5 separate regions of the Homo sapiens genome follow, and all the other regions are linked to region 1. The links are chromatin loops, found by intact Hi-C in ENCODE. Cell type or tissue: OCI-LY7. All regions are shown on one strand. Region 1 has its middle 41 kb from the start of TLR2. Region 2 has its middle 33 kb from the start of TMEM131L. Region 3 has its middle 77 kb from the start of TRIM2. Region 4 holds the start of LOC105377496 (a long non-coding RNA gene). Region 5 overlaps ARFIP1 (ARF interacting protein 1).

The links. Hi-C counts contacts between places; a loop is a spot of excess contacts. Peaks named below come from ENCODE experiments on the same cell type or tissue, not always from the same donor. Only the 100,000 strongest peaks of a DNase experiment are listed, where the experiment ranks them.
Region 2: a loop joins it to region 1, with 7 times the contacts of the local background. A loop is called at or near these places in 12 of 110 quality-filtered maps.
Region 3: a loop joins it to region 1, with 4 times the contacts of the local background. A loop is called at or near these places in 5 of 110 quality-filtered maps.
Region 4: a loop joins it to region 1, with 2.2 times the contacts of the local background. A loop is called at or near these places in 3 of 110 quality-filtered maps.
Region 5: a loop joins it to region 1, with 2.9 times the contacts of the local background. A loop is called at or near these places in 5 of 110 quality-filtered maps.

Annotation. Positions count from the first base shown.
Region 1 is chr4:153,640,610-153,645,609 of GRCh38, forward strand. It overlaps the pseudogene LOC100419170. Among named protein-coding and RNA genes, the nearest start is that of TLR2, 41 kb to the right of the region's middle. RefSeq lists an enhancer at 1-123 and a silencer at 3,006-3,075. In OCI-LY7, CTCF peaks have their summits at 3,009 (motif pointing left), 3,208, 4,757 (motif pointing right) and 4,959; DNase peaks (open chromatin) are centred at 2,972 and 4,752; H3K27ac peaks cover 1,647 bases.
Region 2 is chr4:153,431,310-153,436,309 of GRCh38, forward strand. No RefSeq gene overlaps it. Among named protein-coding and RNA genes, the nearest start is that of TMEM131L, 33 kb to the right of the region's middle. RefSeq lists an enhancer at 1,850-2,039. In OCI-LY7, a CTCF peak has its summit at 1,939; DNase peaks (open chromatin) are centred at 1,232, 1,982, 2,882 and 4,422; H3K4me3 peaks cover 3,751 bases; H3K27ac peaks cover 5,000 bases.
Region 3 is chr4:153,125,156-153,130,155 of GRCh38, forward strand. No RefSeq gene overlaps it. Among named protein-coding and RNA genes, the nearest start is that of TRIM2, 77 kb to the right of the region's middle. In OCI-LY7, a CTCF peak has its summit at 2,932 (motif pointing left); a DNase peak (open chromatin) is centred at 2,916.
Region 4 is chr4:153,246,246-153,251,245 of GRCh38, forward strand. All of the region lies in intron 1 of TRIM2 (tripartite motif containing 2), which reads left to right. LOC105377496 (a long non-coding RNA gene) reads right to left here and starts at 2,294. Exons shown (of 3, transcript XR_939360.4): 1 at 2,175-2,294; 2 at 569-803. RefSeq lists an enhancer at 3,437-3,486. In OCI-LY7, CTCF peaks have their summits at 2,828 and 3,035; a DNase peak (open chromatin) is centred at 3,056; H3K4me3 peaks cover 1,380 bases.
Region 5 is chr4:152,843,792-152,848,791 of GRCh38, forward strand. The region is part of intron 2 of ARFIP1 (ARF interacting protein 1); the gene reads left to right. Among named protein-coding and RNA genes, the nearest start is that of ARFIP1, 66 kb to the left of the region's middle. RefSeq lists enhancers at 1-561, 1-58, 3,414-3,914. In OCI-LY7, a CTCF peak has its summit at 3,104 (motif pointing right); a DNase peak (open chromatin) is centred at 3,110; H3K4me3 peaks cover 278 bases.

The DNA of each region.
Region 1 (5,000 bases):
GGAAGGGGTGTGCCCTTCCCTTTCCCTCTATCCACTGGGAGAAATACTCAGTAGACTGGGGGCTGATGAGGACAGCACACTAGGGCCTTGCTAAAAGAGTGGTCTGTCCACTGCTTTGACTTCATCCCAGGGCTTGTTAGAAATGCAGATTTACTGCACCTGAATTCTCATTTCGTCAAGTTCCTCAGGTGATTTGTATGCACATCAAAGCCTAAGGAGCACTGCTATAGGGGAAGGATCAGCAGATTATGGCCTGTGGCCTGCTTTTTGAATAAAATTGTATTAGAACACAAACACTCAGTTACCTGCAAATACAGAGTTTTGGCAGGCACAGCCTAAAATAATTACTCTCTGGCCCTTTACAGAAAGTTTGCCGACCCCTGCTCCAGGTTAGAGAAGAGCAACAAGGTAAGTACCTGGGCCTTCTAAACCAGAGAGGCCCTTGCCATTCTAAGCCCTGGGCTCCTGCCCCGGGGACTGTGAAATGGAAGAGAAATAGATTGTCTTGTTTGAACTACTGTTGGGGATCTGTGTTGCAGTATCACAACTAATACAGCCTTGTCTGCTTGTCTGAGTGTTGTCTCTAGTACTCATGGTGGTATCTGGTGTACAGTAGTGTGTGTGAAGGAAAAAGTATGGGGAAGGATACAATTACCCAGTGGTTAAAGAAACGAGTCGTTTTTTCTGAGACAGAGTCTCACTCTGTTGCCCAGGGTGGAGTGTAGTGGTGTGATCATGGCTCACTGCAGCCTCCAACTCCTGGGCTTAAGTGATCTTCCCATCTCAGCCTCCCAAGTAGCTGGGATTACAGGTGCAAGCCATCACGTCCGGCTAATTTTTTATTTCTGTATTTTTTGTAGAGACGGGGTTTTGCCATGTTGCCAGGCTGGTCTTGAACTCCTGGGCTCAAGTGATCTGCCCTCCTCACCCTCTCAGAGTGTTGGGATTACGGGCGTGAGCCACCTTGCCCGGCCAGAAGTGAGTTTTAATTACTAGAGAATATTTCAATTATCCTATGGTTGTGAGACGAAGTACCACAGGCAAAGACAGGACTACAGTCCTTACAATGTGAACTTTCACACACCAGTCACCATGTATAGACATCCACGTGATGATTATTACACACTGGATTATGCTCATGCTGGGGGAAATGAGAACCACCTGAGTAATAAAGGAGGCGGGGAGAAAAACCACTGCTGGTTTCTAGAACTTTCCATTTTAGTAGAGGCTCCATTAAACAGCATATTCTTTGGGGCCAGGCTGCCTGGATTCTAACTCCAGCTTCACCACATACTTAACCTCTCCGTGCCTCAGTTTCCTCTTCTGTAAAACGGGGATGATAATAGCAACATACCTCATGCAGTTGTGAAGTTTAATGAATTAGCGTTTGGATGGTGTTTGGCACATAGCACCCCTAATTGACTACTCTTATTGAAACTGACCAAATTTTCCCACAAGCGGGGTGCCCATAGAACTGAAGCTTGAGAACTTACAGTGAAACGCACTGCTACCTGCTGACCGACTCCTCTTCCTTACCCCTCTCTAATTCCCATTTCCCCACAGTGGTTACAATGAGACACTAGACTCCTCATTCAACTGTCTGCTCCCTTGCCCCGCCTGTTTTCCTTCCTTGCTATATAAATCCTTAACTTTAGGCTTGGGGAAGGAACGGATTGGAGGTTTGGCTTCTGTTTCTTCGGCTGACATCACCCGTAATGCAATAAAGGCTTCTTCCCTGGCAACGCTTGTCATCTTAGCGATTGCCTCTCTGGTGAGCAATGGGGCCTAGACTGAACTGGTGTTTCGGTAACATTATTGTTCCATAAAATTGCTATGGTCAATTTAAATGAAAGAACATGAAACAACAGGAAAAATATAAAATTGGGCCTCAGTACTGGTGGGGGCAAGTGAGGCAGGCACTTTTATACATTGTGGGATGGGATTATAAATTGGTTGGCCATATATGTCATGCACCTTAAGAACTTCCAGGAAGTAACTTCTAAGGAAAATAGCAAAAGATATGCACAACAATTAGGTATTAGTGTTTTTTTAAATGCATTCATTATTGTAACTAACTTTCTCCCAAAATAGATTTATAGCATTTAATAATTAAAACACATACAACCAAAACATTGGGTAGATATAAACATATTTAAAAAATTACTAGTAAGTATGAAAATCAAAAACACAATTCCTAAGGTGGTGTTTTATTTTCCCTCCATTACTGGCTCTTTCCCCATTTGGAAGCTTCCTTCATGTTTTTTGAAGCTGAGCAAGGATGACATGACTCATGTCATGTATATTATACAATGTAAAGAACAAAACTGGCTGTGCGGTAGCTCACACCTATAATTCCAGTGATTTGGGAGGCCATGGTGGGAGGATAACTTGAGGCCAGGAGTTTGAGACCAGTCTGGGCAACAAAGTGAGACCCTATCTCTTTAAAAAAAAAAAAAAAAAAAAAAAGGAAACTAAAACAAGGCCACATTGATACATTGATTGGGCACTCTGGACAGAAAAAAAGTGATTGTACTGATGTGTAATTGATAGGTATGCTTGATAAAAAAAAAAAAGGATTCCATTTTTCATGACTTTTTAATGCGCTACATGATTCTGTGCATGACTTTCAGAGCACAATGATCATGTCTACTTGATTTCCTTCAAAAATTAAAAGAAAAATCTTTTACTTGAGAGGGTGAGGTGGGAGGATTGCTTGAGGCCAGGAGTTGGAGACCAGCCTGGGCAACATAGGGAGACTTTGTCTCTACAAAAAAATATAAATAAAAAATAAAAAGAGAAAGCTCCTAAGACTTCACTCAGTAGGTTATCCTACTAAAATAACTGGTTACTGATGGTTTCATGCAGTTCACAAAATTAACTGATGATTTTAGTTGCAGCTTTTATCTTCCTGACTTCTGCCACTCATGTCTCTGCTTTCACTTCCTGTATCCGCAATCTGACTGTGATATGTGATTATTAAAGGTATAGTCTATGTTGCCCCCTAGTGATTAATATGAACATAGGAAAAGTCCTGTAGACTTGCTCAGCTATTCAGAGCTGTGGATATGCTTCTTATCATGCAGAATCTACCTACTACTTTCCATCATTTTATTGTTTAAGTCCTTTAATAGCGTCAATTTTTACATTTTATTATGTTATTACACAAGTCCAAGCTAAACTGTTTATTCTATATAAAAGACAAGCAAAAACCAAGAAAACATTATAATCAATAAAATATTATCAAACAAGAAAAAGAAATACACCTCCTTTTAAAATTTATTTCTAACTCTATTTTTGTGGAGTGCTTTTAACCAGAGAAATAATTAACCTAAATGCATGGTCTATTAAAAGTTAATCGACCAGGCATGGTGGCTCACGCTTGTAATTCCAGCACTTTGGGAGGCTAAGGCGGGCAGATCACTTGAGGTCAGGAGTTTGAGACCCTCCTGGACAACATAGTGAAACCTCGTCTGTACTAAAATACAAAACTTAGCTGGCTGTGGTGGTGCATGCCTGTAATCCCAGCTACTCGGGAAGCTGAAGCAGGAGAATTGCTTCAACCCGGAAGGCAGAGGTTGCAGTTGGCCAAGATTGCGCCATTGCACTCCAGCTTGGGTGACAGAGTGAGACTCCATCTCAAAAAAAAAAGAAAAGAAAAGAAAAAATCACTTTTCTTACTTTAGTATTTCCTGAATATAAAGAATGACAGGCAGGATTGAATACCTTGTGAAAAAGTCTGAGATAATGCACAGTGATGCTGTCTATGTATTAAGTCTTGTGAGGCCTTCATCTATAAGTTTTTCCTTACCCCTTTGGTGGGCCCCCTCAGCCCAGCTTTTTTTTTTTTTAAAGGACAGGGTCTCACTCTGTTGCCTAGGCTGGAGTGCAGCAGCACAATTTTGGCTCACTGCAGACTCAACCTCCAGGGCTCGAGTAATCCTCCCACCTCAGCCTCCCAAGTAGCTGGGATCACAAGAATGTGCCACCACACCCAGCTAATTCCTTATTTCTTATAGAGACAGAGTCTTACTATATTGCCTAGGCTGGTCTCAAATTCCTGGGCTCAAGTGATCTTCCCACCTCAGCCTCTGAGTAGCTAGGACTACAGGCATGCACCACCATACTCGGCTAATTTTTGTATTCTTACTGTAGAGACATGGGGTCTCACTTTGTTGCCTAGGTTGGTCTTGAACTCCTGGGCTCGAGTGATTCTCCTGCCTTGGCCTCCCAAAGTGCTGGGATTACAGGCTTGAGCTATGTGCCCAACCTCCTTTGATTTTTTGTTTTTCTTCTGTTTGCTTTACTCATAGGAAAAAACATATACATTTATAAATCCTGATTCAAAGACTACTTTTGTGTGAGGGTATTGAGTTTGCTTTTTTTTCTCCTTTCATCTAGGTCATGTGGCCTTTGGGAGATATGTGTGTGTGTGAGGGGTAGGATGTGTGTTTAATTTTTTAAATTTATATTTTGGTGCTGTATGTTGTGAAAGATTTGCTCATAGTGGATCAATGAACCATCTTTTCTAGGCAGTTTTGTTGAAAATGAAGGTTTCTCTTTGATTTCAAGAATGACCAAATTAAAAAACAAAAACAAGGTATTAATTTTCTATTGCTACCATAAAAAATTCTCACAAACTTAGTGGCTTAAAACAACACAAACTTAGTTTTGTATATCAGAAATCTGACACCTATCTCCCTGGGCTAAAATCAAGCTGTGGCAGGGCTGCATTCCTTTCTGGAGGCTCTAGGGGGCAGTCTGTTTCTGTCCTGGCCTTTTCTAGCTCCTAGAGGCCATCCACATTCCTTGGCTTGTGGCCTCTTCCTCTGTTGTCAGAGCCAGGAACGCAGCATCTCCCTGACCTTTCTTCCATCTCACATCCTTTTCTCTGACCACAGCTGGGAAAGGTTCACTTATTTTAAGGACTCCTGTGATTAGACTGGGCCCATCTTAAGGTTCTTAATTTAATCACATATTTTATTATGTAGAGTCACATATTC
Region 2 (5,000 bases), 210 kb before region 1:
GGAAACCATTGAGTGGTTTAGGATCTGTATTTTTAAAATCACCCTGGGCTGGACGTAGTGGCTCACGCCTGTAATCCCAACACTTTGGGAGGCCAAGGTGGGCGGACCACTTGAGGCCAGGAGTTCAAAACCAGCCTGGCCAACATGGCGAAACCTTGTCTCTACTAAAAATACAAAAATCAGCTGGGTATGGTGGCATACGCCCATAATCCCAGCTACTCAGGAGGCTGATGCACGAGAATCACTTCAACCCGGGAAAGCAGAGGTTGCAGTGAGCCGAGATCGTGCTGCCGTACTCCAGTCTCGGTGACAAAGTGAGACTCCATGTCAAAAAGAAAAAATAAATAAATAAATAAATAATTAAGTCCAGCCGCCGTGGTTTACACCTGTAATCCCAGCACTTTGGGAGGCCAAGGCAGGCAGATCACAAGGTCAAGAGACTGAGACCATCCTGGCCAACATGATGAAACCCCGTCTCTACTAAAAATGCCAAAATTAGCTGGGCGTGGTAGCACGCGCCTGTAGTCCCAGCTACTTGAGAGGCTGAGGCAGGAGAATCACTTAAACCCAGGGGGCAGAGGTTGCAGTGAGCCAAGATCATGCCACTGCACTCCAGCCTGGGTGACAGAGCAAGACTGCGTCTCAAAAAAACAAAACAAAACAAAACACAGAAAATGCAAGCCAGGCATAGTGGTTCACACCTGTAATCCCAGCACTTTAGGAGGCTGAGGCAGGAGGATTGCTTGAGCCCAGGAGTTCGAGACCAGCCTTGGCAACATAATAAAACCCTGTCTTTACAAAAAAAAAAAAAAAAAATTAGCTGAGCATGGTAGCATGGGCTTGTAGTCCCAGCTACTGGGGGTGCTGAGGAAGGAGGGTCACTTGAGCCCAAGAGGTTGAGGCTGTGGTGACCAAGAACCTGTCTCGAACAAGCAAGCAAAAAAGAAAAACAAAGTGCAGAAATAAACTTTAGTGTAGCATGTCCAGGCAATTCTACACACTTTGGAATAGCGGGGTGTGAATGAATGAGGGTTAACCATGCCACCACCCTATAATGAAAAGATACAGGAGGGGTGGGTTTTCAGTCCAAGTCAGAGTCATTTAAACAGAGTCAACTGAGATGAGGCTTAGAAGCTCATGTAGGGGATAGGTTTGGAATTTTTTTTTTTTTTTTTTTGAGACAGAGTCTCACTGTATCACCTAGGCTGGAGTTCAGTGGTATGATGTTGACTCACTGCAACCTCCACTTCCTGGGTTCAGGCGATTCTCCTGCCTTGGCCTCCTGAGTAGCTGGTACTACAAGGGCATACCACTACACCTGGCTAATTTTGTATTTTTTGGTAGAGAAGGGGTTTTACATGTTGGCCAGGCTGGTCTCAAACTCCTGACCTTAGATGATCTGCATACCTCGGCCTCCCAAAGTGCTGGAATTTTTTTATGTTTTTATTTTTATTTATTTTTATTTTTTTGAGCCAGCATCTCACTCTTTCACCCAGGCTGGAATGCTGTGGCACTGGCATGGCTCACTGCAGCCTCCAACTCCTGGGCTCAAGGGATCCTTCCACCTCAGCCTCCCAAGTACATAGGACTACAGGCCAGCTGCACCATGCCTGGCTAATTAAAAAAAAAAAAATTATAGAGACAGAATCTCACTAGGTTGACCGGGCTGGTCTTGAACTCCTGGCCTCAAGCAATTCTCCTGACTCAGCCTCCTGGGTAGCTGGGATTACAGGTATGAGCCACAGGATTGGAATTTTTGACAGGAATTTTTGAAGGCCCTAATGAGGTTTTTGGCTTCAGAGGTAACTTACGCAATAAAGCTCTATTTCATTTTTACTTTTCGAAAAGCCACCGTTGAGGTGAAATGGGGACCCGTAGCTCCAGAGAAACAGCGGGAGGCACAACCTCCTCTGTGAAATTCCTCTGTGAGTAGCCAGAGAGCGCCAGAGAACTCTGGTGGTGGAGAGCAAATGAAAGCAGCCAGAAGGGAAACCGGAAATTCTCGCCCAAGGTCTGTGGTGTGAAAAAGTGCCAAGAATGACCAATGAGAACTGCAAATATGAAGAGTAATACTGAAAGTAGAGCATTGTGTTTGGTATAAAGACAGCCTGCCAATGCCTTTTTTGAAATGGAACTCAAGACATGAAGACAGCCAAGCATGGCGTGCCTGTAGTCCCAGCTACTTGGGAGGTTGAGGTAGGAGGACTGCTTGAGCCCAGGAGTTTGAGGCCACCTTGGGCAACACAGTGAGATCTTGCCTCTAAAAAATAAACAAATGAAAAATAAAGATGTGAAGGCAGAGAAAGTAGCAGTAGCAGGTAGACAAACCCAGGAGAGGTGTCGGGGAGAAATGAAAGGGAAATGACAGGGAAGGAAGAGGAGAAAGCATTACTCCCACGTGGGGATTTCTTATGGGAGGGGAAGTGAAAACCACAGAAATTGAAAGAGGAACTTGGGGACCAGAAGGCTTTATTTCCCAGTGTGCTCCCCAACACCCCTTCCCCAAAAGAAACCATCATGTTTGGGGAAAGGTACAAAGGAAATGTCCTATTTGTGCTTAGACTCTGATTTTGAGACTGGGTAAGTTGCCCTTTCCTTGATAGGGGATTGCCTAGGTTGAAACGGTAGGAGGGAGTGTTCCCAGAGTGGAATGCAGCCCGACTGTGTTCAGAAGAAGCATGAAGGTCCCATTCTACTTTGATACTAATACTTGAAAAAGGAGAAAAAATTACAAACTGCCGCTTTTTATGTGGTATTCATGAGGGAAGGAAAGGGGGTGGGAAAGCAGGAGGAAAGCACCATGTAAATCAAGTCTTCCAAGAACTTATTTTATCAAGCATTTAATCAGCTCTTGCTCAAGGCTAATCATAAAAATAAACTGCGCATTTTTACCTGCTGCAGGCAGCTTGCAAACTGCAGGTGTGTTTCAAGAAAGCCACTGTCAAGTCCCCAGTTGCAATTCAAAAGATATTAACTAAGAGCTAAACCAAATTATGGGTCTTACATTATGTTATAAGAACCAGACATAAATTACCACCCAGTTAAAATATCTAGAAATGAGCCAGCAAATGAACTGTCACCAGATGAAGGCCTACACTTTAAAAAAATGTTTTACTTTGTGGTTAAATATATATGAGTAAAATCTACCATTTTAACCATTTTTAAGTGTGCGGTTCAATGGCATCAAGTACATTCACATTGTGCAGCCATCCCACCATCCATCTCCACAACTATTTTCCTCTTCCCAAACTGAAACTCTGTACCCATTAACAATAACTCCCCATTCCCCCCTCTCCCCAGCCCGTGGCAACCACCATTCTACTTTCTGTCACATGAACTGACTACTGTAGGTACCTCGAATGATTGGAATCATACAGAATTTGGCCCTTGTGATTATTCAATAATGCATAATGTTCACCCATGATGTAGCAGGTGTCAGAATTTCCTTTTTTAGGCTGAATGCGCCTACACTTTTTAAAGGGAGACATGATATTAAAAATCATTTTCTAAAAAAATTGCATATCCACATCATTTTTTTAAAACTGCCACAGCACGGCCGGGCACGGTGGCTCACACCTGTAATCCCAGCACTTTGGGAGGCCGAGGCAGGCAGATCACGAGGTCAGGAGTTTGAGACCAGCCTAGCCAACATGGCGAAACCCCGTCTCTACTAAAAATACAAAAAAAAAAAAAAATCAGCTGGGCTTGGTGGCGGGCTCCTGTAATCCCAGCTACTTGGGAGGCTGAGGCAGGACAATCGCTTGAACCCAGGAAGGTGGAGGTTGCAGTGAGCCGAGATCGCGCCACTTGCACTCCAGCCTGTGTGACAAGAGCAAGACTCCATCTCAAAAAAACAAAACAAAACAAAAAAACTGCCACAGCATTGAATAGGCTTTTTAGCATTCATTAGGTTGCAAAAGGAGGCTGGAGCTGGGCTTCAAGGTAGCATTGTTCAAAGTCCTCTTACTTTCTAGGGTGGGATTTTTGTTGTTGTTGTTGTTGTTGTGTTTCCTTTTGTTTTGTTTTTTGAGAGGGAGTCTCACTCTTGTCGTCCAGGCTGGAGTGCAGTGGTGCGATCTCGGCTCACTGCAACCTCCTCCTCCCGGGTTCAAGCTTCTCCTGCCTCAGCCCCCTGAGTAGCTGGGATTACAAGCGCCCGCCACCACACTCGGCTAATTTTTGTACTTTTAGTAAAGACAGGGTTTCGCCATGTTGGCCAGGATGGTCTCGAACTCCTGACCTCAGGTGATCCGCCCACCTTGGCCTTCCAAAGTGCTGGGATTACAGGCGTGAGCCACCGCTCCCGGCCTGTTGTTTTTTAGAGAGGGCTCTCCCTGTGTCGCCCAGGCAAGAGTGCAGTGGCTATTCACAGGTGCAATCACGGCGCACGGCAGCCTGGAACTCCTGGCCTCAAGTGATCCTCCTGCGTCAGCCTCCAAAGTAGCTGAGACTACAGGTGTGTGCCACTGCACCCAGTTTAGGGTGAGTTATTCTTAATCTCACAGGCAAGAGACCAAATTTAGACACTTCCCTCAGTTAGTGGATGAAACTGAGCATTCAACTAAATCCTCTATCCCTTTGATCCCCGTTTCCCTCCCCTCTCCGAACCTTTACCCCCACAATGGTTTTCTGTTTGGAATACACGGTAACAAAACTAGGAGGAGGCATGCGTCTGTGCTTTCAAGTGGAATTTACCATTACAATAAAGTTATCACCATTGGAAGATATCAATTTGACATCCATGGCCTCGGGGCCTCCTCAGCCACCACAGGGTTTCTCCTCTCCATACACTGTTCTTATGAAATTCTGCTTTGCTTCCCCCAAAACTTCAGTAGTTTCTCATCAGCCCCGCAGTCACTGTAGCCAGGTCCCTGCCTAACATTTTATTTTATTTTGTTTTGTTTTATTTATTTATTTATTTATTTTTGAGACAGAGTCTAACTCTGTCGCCCAGGCTGGAGTGCAGTGGCGCGATCTTGGCTCACTGCAACCTCAGTCTG
Region 3 (5,000 bases), 520 kb before region 1:
GGTGATCTCCAAGGTCCCTATATGTCATCTAAATGCTAGGGAAGGATCTGGCAAGCTCTTTTTTTCGTCTTCTTCTTGAGACGGAGTCTTACTCTGTCACCCAGGCTGGAGTGCAGTGAGGCGATCTTGACTCACTGCAGCCTCCACCTCCTGGGCTCAAGCGATCCTCCCACCTCAGCCTCCCAAGCAGCTGGGATTACAGGCACCCGCCACCACACTCAACTAATTTTTGTAGTTTTAGTAGTTTAGTAGAGACAGGATTTCTACCATGCTGGCCAGGCTGGTCTCGAACTCCTGGCCTCAGGTGATCTGCCCACCTCAGCCTCCCAAAGTGCTGGGATTAGAGGCGTGAGCCATGGTACCTGGCCCAGTGAGCTCCTTAGACTCTTCTGCCTGTCACGACTTGACAGCTGTGGCTTAACGCTGACACAGTGCAGTGTCTCCAACCTCGGTTCATTCACAGTCCCCCTGGATTGGTTTCTACGGCCTTTTGGTGGCTGTAAATTCCTTTGAGAATCTGGTGAAAGCAAAGGGTCACCTCTCAGGACAAAGGAAACATATTTATAACCACACATTTTGCAGATGACTTTAGAGCATTTCAGCCCCCTTAAGGGTCCATCCTTAAGGCCCCAGGATCAAAACTCCCACACTTGAAAACGAGCAGGAAGTAACTGGAGTTGAAGTTAAAAATGGCACCAAGGGAAGATGTGATCAGAGGGAAGGGTGAGCTTGGGCTGAATAGGGCTTGGGTCTGCAGAGGGTCTGCAGAGGGTCTGTAGGCTGCCTAGGCCTCAGCCTGGTTTCCTAAGCCAAAAGTAGGCAGTCAAGACAGCTCAGCGAGCCAGGCAGCAGGTGTGGGGAAGGCATGCTGGGGAGGGCTCTCTCATTTGCCTGTCCCCTGATTTTGCTCGTGGAGACCCTCCTGGGTGTGGGCAGGCAGAGATACACCTGAGTCCTGTCTCACACCTGAGTCCTGTCTCACACCTTCAGAGGGCTCCTACCTGAGCAATCTGCCCCATAGGGAAAATGACTGCTGAGAGCAACAGCTCTCAACTCCTTAGTAGCCCTCATACTGAGGTGCACCTGATCTTTTCTAAATGCCTTAAAGCTTGCGTGCTCCAAGTCTAGCTGCTTTCTTTATATATGGAGACTCTTGCATCTTAAAAGGAGACTTGGCCAGGAGTGGTGACTCATACTTATAATCCCAATGCTTTGGGAGGCCGAGGTGGGAAGTTCACTGGAGCCCAGGAGTTTTATACCAGTCTGAGCAACATGGCAAAACCCCCATATCTACAAAAAATTTAAAAATTAGCTGGGCATGGTGTCTCGCATTTGTAGTCCCAGCTATTCGGGAGGCTGAAGTAGGAGGATCACTTGAGCCCAGAAATTCGAAGCTGCAGCAAACCATGATCATGCATCACTGCACTCCAGCCTGGGTGACAGAGCTAGACCCTGTCTCAACAAAAAGGCTGGGGAGACTCATTTAATTCAATACCTTAAGGTCCCCTAGGCCAGTAGATATCTGTATAGATAGAACTCCAAGGAGCTCAAAGCTTTTAACCTAATTGCTTCTAAATATACCTTTTGGAAAGGCATGCTGAAGTTAAATGTAATACTTTCAAACAGACCCTAAGAAAAAGCTGTGGCTGAATACTTCTCACACACGAATCTGATGGCTGTTTCCCGTTCTGGGTCTTTGCCCCAAATTCGCTAATGCCTCACTATAACTCATGCAGAGGAGCTTATTTTCCTAAGACTTCTTGCCTGTTGCTCTTCAGCACCGTTCACTCTCCTTTAGTCTGTTGGGGGACAGTTAACCCACCTTTCTGGGGCAGCCAGATCTACCTCTTTATAGGTTAAAAGCCCTGTTGTTTGCTGTAGAAAAGAAAATGCACAGGAGACCTCAGAAACTCATGTCAATATTAGGAGCTTGAAGACCCGTAAGTAAACAAGGGGGCTGGGTTTTCCTTTTGTGTGTTTGCTTTGAGTTGCCTGCTCTGAGATATTGCTATCTTTGCCTTTGCTGAGGAATATTTACTGCTTTCTTAAAAGCTGACCATGAAAGTGGCTATAACTAAGTTTTAAAAAGCTTTATCAGGCCAGGCGCCATGGCTCACGCCTGTAATCCCAGCACTTTGGGAGGCTGAGGTAGGCAGATCACTTGAGGTCAGGAGTTCGAGACCATCCTGGCCAACATGGAGCAACCCCATCTCTAGTAAAAATACAAAAACTTAGCTGGGCGTGGTGGTGCGCGCTTGTAATCTCAGCACTCGCGAGGCTGAGGCAGGAGAATCGCCTGAACCCGGGAGACGGAGGTTGCAGTGCAGCCGAGATTGCGCCACTGTACTCCAGCCTGGGCTACAGAGTAAGACTCTGTCTCAGAAAAAAAAAAAAAAAGCATTATCATTTGAGTGGAGCTATTCATGTGGATGAGATGCGTTTTTCACTGGTAATGAGAGCAAACAAAGTGAGGGGTGAGAATACGAGGCATTATTTGGGGGAATGCAGTGTCCCACCACGATCTTACAAAATGGAGCATCTATACTTTTGTCTCTACTATGTACTGGTTTTGGATTCAGCGATGCCCACCTGTATCTCATAACGGGAAAACACAACTCAGGCAGAATTGACTGTTGAATAAATAGGCATTACCCGGATGGAATTACACCAAGCAAACGATATCTGTTTTAAAAACAGCTGCTTTCCAGTTTGTTTTTTACAATGTAATATTCAGCCTGCCTGTGACCAGCTGTGGCTGAGTTGTAGGGTGTTCGTGGAGATTATGGGAGGCAGCGTTAAATGTTGCGTTTCTTTTGCTTTTTAAAATCCACCCTTTTGTTCTGTCCTCAGAGAGGAATGTGCATCTTTTGTTCTTAGCTACTCAGCTTCGGCCGGGTCTGGCGGCGCCTTTGAGTAACATGGGCAACGCGCGCCCTCTTCTGGACAATCCACTAATTGCAAATTCTGTAAAGCATTGGTCTGGTTATCAAGCGGGCCCTGAATTTGAATGTTCTTGGTAGAGAACACAAAAGAAATTATGACATGTTCCCTGCATTCAAAGGGCCTGCTTTTATGTTAGAAGATTAAACAGCTTGCTTTGGGATTTTCAGTGTGATTTGGAGAGACCAGAGAATATATTCTTTTAATCGTGTTTCTTAAAAAGGTATTTCTTTTATAGCCAAAATTTCATTTTAAAAATCTAACGATTTATTTTCTTTCTCTATTTGAATTATTTTTGAATTTATATGATTTAAACGGCTTCCTGGCCTGGCGCAATGGCTCTCACCTGTAATCCAAGCACTTTGGGAGGCTGAGGCAGAAGGATCGCTTGAGCCCAAGAGTTCCAGACCAGCCTGGGTAACATAGAGAGACCCTGTCTGTACAAAAAATACAAAAATTAGCCAGGCATGGCGGCCATTTCTCTAGTCCCAGCTACTCAGGAGGCTGAAGTGGGAGAGTCCCTTGAGCCTGGGAGTTCCAGGCTGCAGGGCACTGTGATCGCGCCCCTGCACCCCAGCTTGGACAACAGAGCAAGACCCTATCCCTAAAAAACAAACAAACAAAGCCTTCCTTTTAAAAGAGTAGAAACAAGATAAATAGCAAAGGTGTGTAGGACATTTGTTTTCAGTAAAGATAACTGGATCTTTAAAATCACTACATGAAGATCAATTATTCCATGTAAATCCCAAATAAAATCAATAATTTATCACAAAGTGCTTAGAGCAATATTCTCTACTCCCCTAAAGTCCTGTTTATCAAAAGTGAAACATTTATTTCAGTCTCTCCAGACTGAAGATTACAGAGCAAAATACTCTGTATTTACTTTTTTTTTTCACTCAGCCGAGAAGAGGGGAATAGAATCCCCATGGCCTTGCCATTCCCTTAACCTCACTTGTGGGACTGTTCAGTTTGTGGATCATCAGCAAATTTCTGGTCTATCACTCAGTAACATAAGACCTTGGGAAGATTACTTAAAGTTTGTAAATCTCAGTCTCACTATATGAAAAAGGGGGATAATAGTGGGGGGAATTAAATGAGCTAACCTGTGGTAGGTGCTGGGCCAGTGCCTTGCATTTAATAAATGTTCAATAAATGTTAGCCACCACCATCACCACCACCACTACCACCATCACCACAACTGCCACCATTACCCCCACCACCACTACTGTCACCACTGCCATCACCACCATCAGCATCACCACCACCATTACCACCACCACCAACATACCACTACCTCCACCATAACCACTACCACCACCACCATCACCACCACCATACCACTACCACCATCACCACCACCACCATCACCACCACCACCACCATCACCACCACCACCACCAGCATCACCACCATCACCACCACCACCACCATCACCACCATCACCACCACCATCACCACCATCACCACCACCACCACCACCATCACCATTACCACCATCACCACCCCCACCACCACCACCACCATCACCACCACCACCATCACCACTACCACCACCAGCATCACCATCACCACCACCTTCACCACCACCATCACCATCACCAACATCACCACCCCCCCACCACCATCAACACCATCACCACCACCATCACTACCATCACCACCATCACCAACACCACCATCACCATTACCACCATCACCACCCCCACCACCACCATCACCACCATCACCACCACCATCACCACCATATCACTACCACCACCACCACTACCATCACCACCATCACCACCCCCACCACCACCATCAACACCATCACCACCACCATCACCACCACCACCATCACCATTACCACCATCACCACCCCCACCACCACCATCACCACCATATCACTATCACTACCACCACCACCACCACCACTACCATCACCACCATCACCACCACCACTACCACTACCATATCACTATCACTACCACCACCACCACCACCACTACCATCACCACCATCACCACCACCACTACCACTACCATATCACTATCACTACCACCACCACCACCACCACTACC
Region 4 (5,000 bases), 390 kb before region 1:
AAAAAGTATCTCTTTTACTTTTTACAGATGAAGAAAAGGAGGGTAAGAGAGGTGGTGTAATTTGGCCAAAATCACACTGTTGGGCAGTATCAGAGCTGGGATTTGTACCCACATTTGTCTGATTCCAGAGCCTGGATTCTTATCCACCACAGAACACCAACATGCCTGTATTTCCTAGGTGGGTCTGAAGTAGAGGCCACAGATAAAAATTGTTAATTGTCTGAAGCTTAATTAACTTCTATTTCAAGTAATTTAATTTAGTTTATTATTTGAGATTTAGTATCTGTCTCTGTTATGAGAATGTGTACATTCCTTAAGGATAGTGACTATCTGTGGCTCCTAACACAGTGCCTAGCACATAGTAGAAGCTAAGTTAAAAATCTGTTGAATGAAGTGGATAGGGAGTAGGAAAGAGGGTGGGAGAAAGGGGGAGGAAGAATAGAGGATGAGAGACATTATCAAGGAAGAGTCAGGGTGCCTAGCATTGGCCCTAAGGTCATGGATGGCTCTGCTTGGCACTGGGCTCACCCTGACCAAGGGCTCACAACACCCTCGGGTCAGGCCTCACCTGACCGTGCACACATTCCATCTGCTGCTGCTTGACTTCTATTCTTCCGCCCTTGCTCTTCCCCTCTGCCTCTGGTGGCCTTGTGGCTTCCTGGCACTGGTCCAGATGCAATGCCAACCTTGAGAGGCGCATCAATGTTTGTTTAGAGTGCATTCATTTGGAGGAGGATGTGGAAGTGAGGCCTCCCGTTCTCATGTCCAGAGACGATGACTTACATCAAAGGGCAAAACTGACGCTGGAAGGGGACCAAAAGGAATCATTTCTCTTCTGATCTTTTTAAGAAGGCTGCTGGCTCTAAGGGAGAGATGCTGGCCACTGAGGACTCATTTCCACAGGCCGCTGACCAGCACAAAAGTCCAGGTTTCTTTCTCATGAGAACCAGTGGCAGGTAGGCATGAACAGACTCTCTTCCTTCCTGGGACTGGCCTGGGACTAGAGTTAGTGTGAGACCTCAGCAAGAGTAACAAAGTAGCACTGCAGCCTCTCAGCTGTGTCAAAAACAGCAGGGAGACACCAGTGCTAAGTGGGTGAGGATGCAGAGGGAGGCTGTGTCCAGCCTGGTGTGATAAAAGTGTTTAGGCACCAGGCGCGGTCACTCACGCCTGTAGTCCCAGCACTTCGGGAGGCCGAGGCAGGCAGATCATTTAAGGTCAGGAGTTTGAGATCAGCCTGGCCAACATGCCAAAACCCCGTCTCTACTAAAAATACAAAAAAATTAGCTGGACATGGTGGCACATGCCTGTAATCCCAGCTACTCAGGAGGCTGAGGCAGGAGAATTGCTTGCACCCAGGAGGCTGAGGTTGCTGTGAGCTGAGATAGCGCCACCACACTCCAGCCTGGGAAACAGAGTGAGACTCTGTCTCAAAAAAAAAAAAAAAAAAAAAAAACTGTATAGGCATATCTCTTCTGATTTTGCATGATTCTGCTCGCTATCATTTATTGATGTATTTTATTTGGCTTATGAAAAGGTGATGAAGTGTAGTGTTTTATTAAACTATTCATATGCCCAAAAAAACCCCACAAATGCTTACTGAATCCTTAAATGAGCCCAGCTCCAGGAGTAAAAAAAGTGAATTATCAGTCATTTCTAAAGGAACTCATAAATCTAGTAGTGGCCATAATAATGATAGTAATAATTTATGTTCTGACTGCTTATGATGCATCAGGCATTGGATCATGTGTTTTTTTTTTTTTTTTTTGAGATGGAGTCTCGCTCTGTCCCCCAGGCTGGAGTGCGGTGACACAGTCTCTGCTCACTGGCGCGTCCGCCTCTGGGATTCAAGCGATTCTTGTGCTTCAGCCTCCTGAATAGCTGGGATTACAGGCGCCTGCCACCATGCCCGGCTAATTTTTATACTTTTAATAGAGACAGGGTTTCACCATGTTGGCCAGGCTAGTCTTGAACTCCTGAGCTCAGGTGATCCACCTGTCTCAGCCTCCCAAAGTGCTGAGATTACAGGCGTGAGCCACCGCACCCGGCCTAGATCAGGTTCTTTACATAGACTAAACAAACCATTTCCTTCTCCTAACAACGCTATGTAGTCAGTACCCTTGTCATCCCCCGTACACTTGAGGTAATTGAGGAATACAGGTTAAATTACTTACCCAGGGTTATACAACTTGTAAGTGGCAGAGCCAGGATCCAAACCCATTCTTGGCTCTAGAGCCCATCCTCTTCTCCACTACCGCACCTGAGACTTACTGTGTGTTAGGCATGGGGCTGACAGTGACACACTGGATCATTTAATCATCACAATGGCATTAGGAGGTAGCATTTTACAAACGAGCTAACAGACAGGCAAGGAGCAACCTGCAGATAAAGCAAATCCAGATATGTCTCCAGAGCCCGTGCCTTAATCGCAGATGCATTCTGACTTTCATCATAGGATTCTAATCGTGGATGAAAGTGACCCTGAGTTGTAGTGCCAGGCAGGTTGCTTAGGAAAATACTCTTCTGGTAACATGTTGGAGGGGCAGCCTTCTGAGGATGGTGTCAGATTCCCCTGTCCTCTGATTAGCTCCCTCTGCCAAGGTGCCCAGGCTCCTACTTCAGTGTCACCTCCAGGTTTCAAAGCATGGAAACCCAAGCATGTTACTCGGAGAAAGTCCCACCCCCAGCATGGGCGCATCGGCTTAGAACCCTCCAGGGTTAGCAGGCAAAGAGCTGTGGACCCCGGACACGGGAAAAGGCCACAGTCGGGAGAACTCCTGTTGCTGGAGGGCCAGGCGGGGGCGATCCCCAGGGCTCCCAGCTTTTAATGCTGTCACCGCGGGCCTTACTCCCTCCTCTTCCCCACATCGCCACCACTTGAATCAGTTCTTTTACAAAGTGGTTCTATTTCCTGGTGAGACAAAAAGGTTAGAAAAGGAAACCTAGAGGGGGTGGGGGAAAGACAGAGGTTCGGAATACCGGCGCGCAATCGCCATCTGGGTGGAGGGGACCCGCCTTCTTTTCTTCCGCCTGAGCGCAGCTCGGCTCCCGCCTCGGGGCGGGGCCTGTTGCTATGGAGCCCGGGCCCCGGCAGAGCCTGCGGGGTGAAAGCCCCTAGGGCTCCGCCTGGCATGCGTGGCCGGGGCTGTCTGAGATTTCCCCAGGTCGGTGGTTATGACCGCAGGATGGAATCGTAGAGGTCGGGTGATTTGGTCAGTAGAGAGGAACATTTGCGAGGTTCTCTCTGAATTACATGTTGGTCTAAAAGTAATCCACTATCTGGGACCGAGAGGAAAGCATGTGTGGAAGAGGCAGGCATTATTAGCAGCGCGTCCGCCTCGGCCACCTCCCTGCTCCCGCCTCGGCCACCTCCCTGCTCCCGCCCCGGCCCTGGGGGCCTCTGTTCAGCCTCCACCAGCTCAGTCGCCCACGGAGACTCCCGAACTCTTAAATCCCAGCCCTGTAGTCAAAACCACTGCATTAATTAAACAAGGTAAACTGGTGAGGCAAGCAGGAACTTGACACCGCCTTGAATTTAATTGTTAAAATGAGAAGTGTGGTAATGGAGCTCTGCTTAAGAGAAAAACAATACTTGATACCGATGTGCACATCGATGTGGACACGGATGCAATCAGGAACCCATAGTTAGCACCGGGAGATTACATTCCGGGTATACTCAAGATAGATAGAGTCAACTTTGAATTCTCGAGGCCAAGCAATGGGCGAAACAAAAGAGCTTTGTGTTTGCGTGCTTTTGCTTTTTGTTACAGTCAGAGCAGGACAAAGAATAATGAAGGAGTAGACATGTTATTACTTGGGCATTTAATAATCAGTGCATGGCAGAGCCTTGTGTTTTGCTTGTCTTTTTTTTTTTCTTTTCTTTTCTTTTTTAAAGACAGGGCCTCACTCTGTCACCCAGACTGGAGTACAGAGGCCCCATCTCAGCTTACTACAACCTCAGCTTCTTGGGTTCAAGTGATTCTCCTGCCTCAGCCTCCCAAGTAGCTGGGACTACAGGCACGCGCCACCATGCCTGGCTAATTTATGTATTTTTAGTAGTGACGGGGTTTTGCCATGTTGACCAGGCTGGTCTCGAGCGCCTGATCTCAAGGGATCTGCCCACCTTGGCCTCCAAAAGTGCTGGGATTACAGGCGTGAGCCACCACACCAGGCCTACTTCAGTCTTTTCTACAAAACTACAGAACTCCCTATCAAGAGTAATGCTAGAGAAGGAATATTAATGGGATGGTTTGTTAGTACCTAGAAAAAAAAGCATCCTGAGTTCCATAAGAATAAATGATACCAGACCAACCAAAATTCCTCCTTGGATAGGGTTGCTGGGCATGAATTTATGTCCAATATGAGTCAATATGAGAAAAGTGCCAGGACCTCAGAGGTAATTAATAGAAGGATAGAGCCTGGAGCAAGCAAAGTGATGGTCTTGCTCTGCTCTGTGCTGGGCAGATCCCACCTGGATATGTCTTCAGTTTGGGGCAGCTCCCTGTGGGAAACATACTGGGCAGGGAGTCAGGGGTGCTTGACCTGGGTCACCTTTACTGCAAATACAGCCCGGCTGCAAAGGGCTATCCTGATCCTTGAGACTCTGAGCTGAAGGCAGATAACTCAGTCCCCAGGAGTGATTTTGAGAGGTTCTGTTTGTGTCATTTATTTTTTTGTCACCAGTGCCTTGTATACCACCTGGCACACAATCACTTGTGCAATGTATAACATTAAAGGGTCATCTGAAGGCCAGGCCACTTCTGGTGTGAATTCTTGGGTTGGAACTGGGTCAGCTGGTTCCCAATTAATCTACTCCTATCCACATAACCCCAATAGGTTAAGGCCAACTTGCACCTTTTCTCTTTTAAGGATGCTTAAGAGAAAGTCCTTTCTGCTTCATTCACCATTACTTCCTGACAGTCCTGTTTGTCCTTAAAACCTCCCCCACAGCCACTAATGAATGATCCCAACCCCTAAACATAGGAGGCCTCACCAGGGCT
Region 5 (5,000 bases), 800 kb before region 1:
TTTCAAGGCAGAGAGCGTGATAGGCTTGAAAACCTGACCCAGGCTACCCACCTTCCAGCTGCGAAAGAAAAGGGCTTGGTTCTTGCATGGCCTGTGGAGTCTGCACACGGGATTTGTGCCCTCCCCTGACTTGTGGCCAGGAGGCTTCTACCACCGTTCAAATTGTTACAAAGTTCAGCTGGAGATTTCCTTCTCACTGTGGAGTTTTACCCCCTGCTCCTCTGGTCACCCTCCTGATGGATCCCTGTGGTACCAGGCAGGAATGGCCTGCTAGGGGACCCAGCGAGCTCCCAGGGCCTTTCTGCTGCTTCGTGTACCACTGTATTTCTCTTGGCTCTCTAAACTTGACTCAGCTTTAGGTAAAATCAGAAACTTCTCCCACGAACAGACCTTCAGCCTCTCCAGTGGGAGTGTGTTTGGGAGAGGAGGCTCTCCCTTTCCCACTTCCGTAGTTGGGGCACTCACAGTACTTGAGGTGTCTCCTGGGTCCTCCGGGAGCAGTCCGCTTCCTTCAGAGGGTCTGTGGGTCCTCTCGGGATTGCTGATTTGTTCTTGCAGTCAATCTGGAGCTAAAATTTACAATGAAAAGTTTTATTAGAATGAAGTGAATTAAACTGCAACATATCAGTATGAGTTATTTGCTTATTCAAAGCCAATAATTTCCTCCTTTGTGAATTGATTGATTGATTTAAATTAAATTCTCTTTTTAAAGATTCCCTTGCAATTATTTTACTTCCTATTGGAAGGCAGAAAAGGAAAACATAGGTTGTCTTGGTGGTCTCTCCTTATTGAATATGAACCTTATCAGTGGGCAAGCCTCCATAGAAGCAATAACCTATTTCACCTCCTTAAAGAAATTCAACATAATACAAATTAATTATTTCTGTTTGTACCTGCTGTTATTAAAAATAAACACATCAGATGACACAAACTAATAGGAAAACCTTCCATGTTCATGGTTTGAAAGAATCAATACCATTAAAATAGCCATACTGCCTAAAGCAGTCTACAGATTCAGTGCTTTTCTATTAAACTGCCAGTATCATTTTTTCACAGAACTAGAAAAAACTATCCTAAAATTCATATAGAACCAAAAAAAGAGTCCAAATAGCCAAAGGAATCCTAAGCAAAAAGAACAAGGCTGGAGGCATCACATTTTGCAACTTCAAACTATAAGGCTATAGTAACCAAAACATCATGGTACTGGTACAAAAACAGGCACATTGACCAATGAAACAGAATAGAGAACCCAGAAATAAAGCATCACACCTGTAGCCATCTGATTATTGACAAAGTCAACAAAAATAAGCAATGAGGAAAGGACTTTCTATTCAATAAATGGTGATGGAATAAATGGATAATCATGTGCAGAAGAATGAAACTGGACTGCTATCTTTCACCGTATATAAAAAATTACTTCAGATGGATTAAAGATTTAAAGATAAGACCTCAAAGTATAAAAATCCTACAAGAAAACCTAGGAAACACCATCTGGCCATTGACCTTGGGAAATAATTTATGAATAAATCCTCAAAAGAAATGGCAACAAAAACAAAATTGACAAGTAGGACCTAATTAAAGAGTTTCTGCATAGCAAAAGAAACTACCAACACAGTAAACAGACAGCCTACAGAATGGGAGAAAATATTTGCAGACTATGCATCTGACAAAGGTATAATATCCAGAATTTATAAGGAACTTAAACAATTGAACAAGCAAAAAACAACCCCATTAAACAAATGGGCAAAAGACATGAATAGACGCTTTTCAAAAGAAGACATACAAGTAGCCAACAAACATATGAAAAAATGCTCATCACTAATCATCAGAGAAATGCAAATCAAAACCACAATGAGATGCCATCTCACACCAGTCAGAATGGCTTTTATTAAAAAGACAAAAAATAACATACTGGCAAGGCTGCAGAGAAAAAGGGAACACTTATACACTGTTGATGGGAATGTAAATTAGTTCAACCACTGTGGAAAGCAGTTTGGAGATTTCCCAAGGAACTTAAAACTACCATCAGACCCAGCAATCCCATGACTGGGTATATATCCAAGAGAAAATAAATCATTCTACCAAAAAGACACATGCACTTGTATGTTCATCAGAGTGCTATTGACAGTCACAGAGTCATACAATCAATCTAGGTACCCATCAATGGTGGATTGGGTAAAGAAAATGTGGTAGATATACATCATTAAATACTGTGCAGCCATAAAAAAGAACAACATTATGTCTTTTGCAGGAACATGGATGCAACTGGAGGCCATCCACCTGTTTTTGTTGCTGCTGAATTAACACAGGAACAGAAAACCAAATACCATATATTCTCACTTATAAGTGCTAGCTAAACACTGGATACTCATGGACATAAAGATGGCAAGAATAGAAACTGGGAACGACTAGAGTAGGGAGGGAGAGAAGGGGGCAAAGGGTGAAAAACTATTGAATACTATGCTCAGTACCTGGGTGACAGTATCAATGGTACCCCAAACCTCAGCATAATGCAATGTATCTGAGTAACAAACCTGCACATGTAACCCCTGAATCTGAAATAAAAGTTGAAATTAAACGCACACACACGCACACACACACACAAAGAGCATATGAGTCATTTACATATTTAATAGTTTTGAATTAAAATAAAACTCAGCCATGTGCTCTCTTAACCCGTGAGTGAAAACAGTATTTCAGAAGCATCATTTGACTATTTTGAATAAATTCCCTCAAGATCTTTTAAGCATCTGTTTACCTCAATTTTGGCTTACTTTTCCCCATTTATTTTTCTGAGGAATAAATAGGAAAATTGCATTTAACTCCAAATTCATTTTTCTATTTTAATAGAGATAAAATTTTATAGAGAAAATAAGTATATTAATATATTTTATAGACTAGTGAAGAGATCTCATATGTAAAACTGAATCATAACCAAAGTTTTCTGAGGTACTTTACTTATATACATGTTTCTTTTATACTTGTTTAAAATCTTATAATGGCTTTTGTTGAATGCATAATGCACTTTTAAAAGTTTAGTCTGTTACATAAAATAAAAGTGGTAGGTTATTACGTTGTCGTAACCTGGCTGGCCAGCTGGTGTCACTGTGGCACAGGCAATGAAATTACAATTTTTTTTTTTTGTTCTTGTTTGTGTTTCTCATTGCAGATATTTGATTTTTCATTTTACTTCCTTTCTTAGTCTGTCCTAAGAGAGGCCCTGGTTAGCTTTACACTCAATATTCACATCTATGTAGAGATGATTTTGTCCTAGCAATCCCTTTGCCAGCAGTTTAGTCATTGCCTCGTATGTTAATGTTTTTAGGTTTGTTCTTTTTTTTTTTTTTTTTTTTTTTTGAGACAGAGTCTCACTCTGTCGCCCCCAGGCCGGAGTGCAATGGTGTGATCTCGGCTCACTGCAACCTCCGCCTCCCAGGTTCAAGCTGTTCTCCTGCCTCAGCCTCCCAAGTAGCTGGGACCACAGTCATGTGCCACCACGCCCGGCTAATTTTTGTATTTTCAGTGGTGACAGGGTTTCGCCATGTTGGCCAGGCTGGTCTTGAACTCTTGACCTCAGGTGATCCTCCTGCCCTGGTCCCCCAAAGTGCTGGGATTACAGGCATGAGCCACTGCACCCGGTGTCTTCTTTTTATTAAGATGGGGCAGCAACAGCCAGATGTGGAGAGGATAATCATCTTAGTATTATCTCAGTTTTTTACAGCAAAAATATTTCTGCTTCTAAATAAATGCATTTTATTTAGAAAATAAAAATAAAATTATTATTTTAAGAATTATTCTTTAAAATTATTCTTTTAAAAATTATTCTTTTAAAAAAGAGTATTACAATTTAATCTAAATAATTCAAATTACTCTGATTTGTAAACTGTGTGTAGTATTTGTAATGGATGCTGTTATAGTGCTGGTCAAAATTAATTAGAAATTTGCAACTCATACCATGAGTTTAAGAGCAGAAGCAAATCATACTAACTCCACATGGTTGAAACTTCTTGTGAATTAATTTATAGTTGGTAGATTTAAAGACATTGCCTCCTTAGACCTAGCTAAAATGGAATTTTTCCCGTGGAAGGCCCAAAACAAAAATCCACTAATGTAGGGTGTTTTTACCTATGAACACTTTCTCTAGCAAAATGTCCATACACAAACCTACCAAATTTTGCATTCAGATTTAGTGAGCTTAGGACCCCCTGAACCCTGCATAAGGGTTCTCAGGTTCCCTGAGTCTTAAGAACCCCCCACCTGTAAGTTTTAAGTGATATCACAGAGTATTCGTTCAGTAGAACTACCTTAGAGATCTCGGAGTCTCACTATGTTATTTTATAGTGGAGAAAAAAGGCCCTTGAAGTTGTTATGGAATTACCCAGTATTAATTAAATAGCTGTACCAAAAGCTTATGTGATTTGACTATAACTGCAGTGAGTGCAAGAGCGCTCTCTTTCATTACCTTATTTCCAGGGTTTGGTAACAGTTTTTGGCACTTACTACCAAAGAGGGCCTTTCAATAAATGGTGAATAAATGAATGTTTATTCACGTAAGAACGAGGACGAGGACTAGAAACCAGATTTTTAGACTTCTCTGAAAAACCAGGGAAGAGATATTGTAATCTTATATTTGATACATCTTGTGTCCTTAATTTCCCTGCATGTGGTATTTGGGTTTGTGAGTGTGAGTCTTTGTTGTTATAGTTTTATTTTTAATGATTTTGTTGAGCTAAGTCGTTTCTTCATTCCCTTGTACTTAGCAGTCTGCAATATCATACACTACGATCTGCAGAAGATTTGGGAAAGAAATACAAGAAATTGTTGGAACACTGTTCCTCCAACTCCTACCCCCACCAGTCACATGTTGTAACTTATTTATCTCCTTTTCCCAAGAGATTGGAATCACTGTTAGGTCAGAGATAGTGTGTATACACAGCACAAGTTTTGGTTCATAGTAGTTGCTCAATAAAAGAATGAATTCTAGTAAATAGACTTAAAAG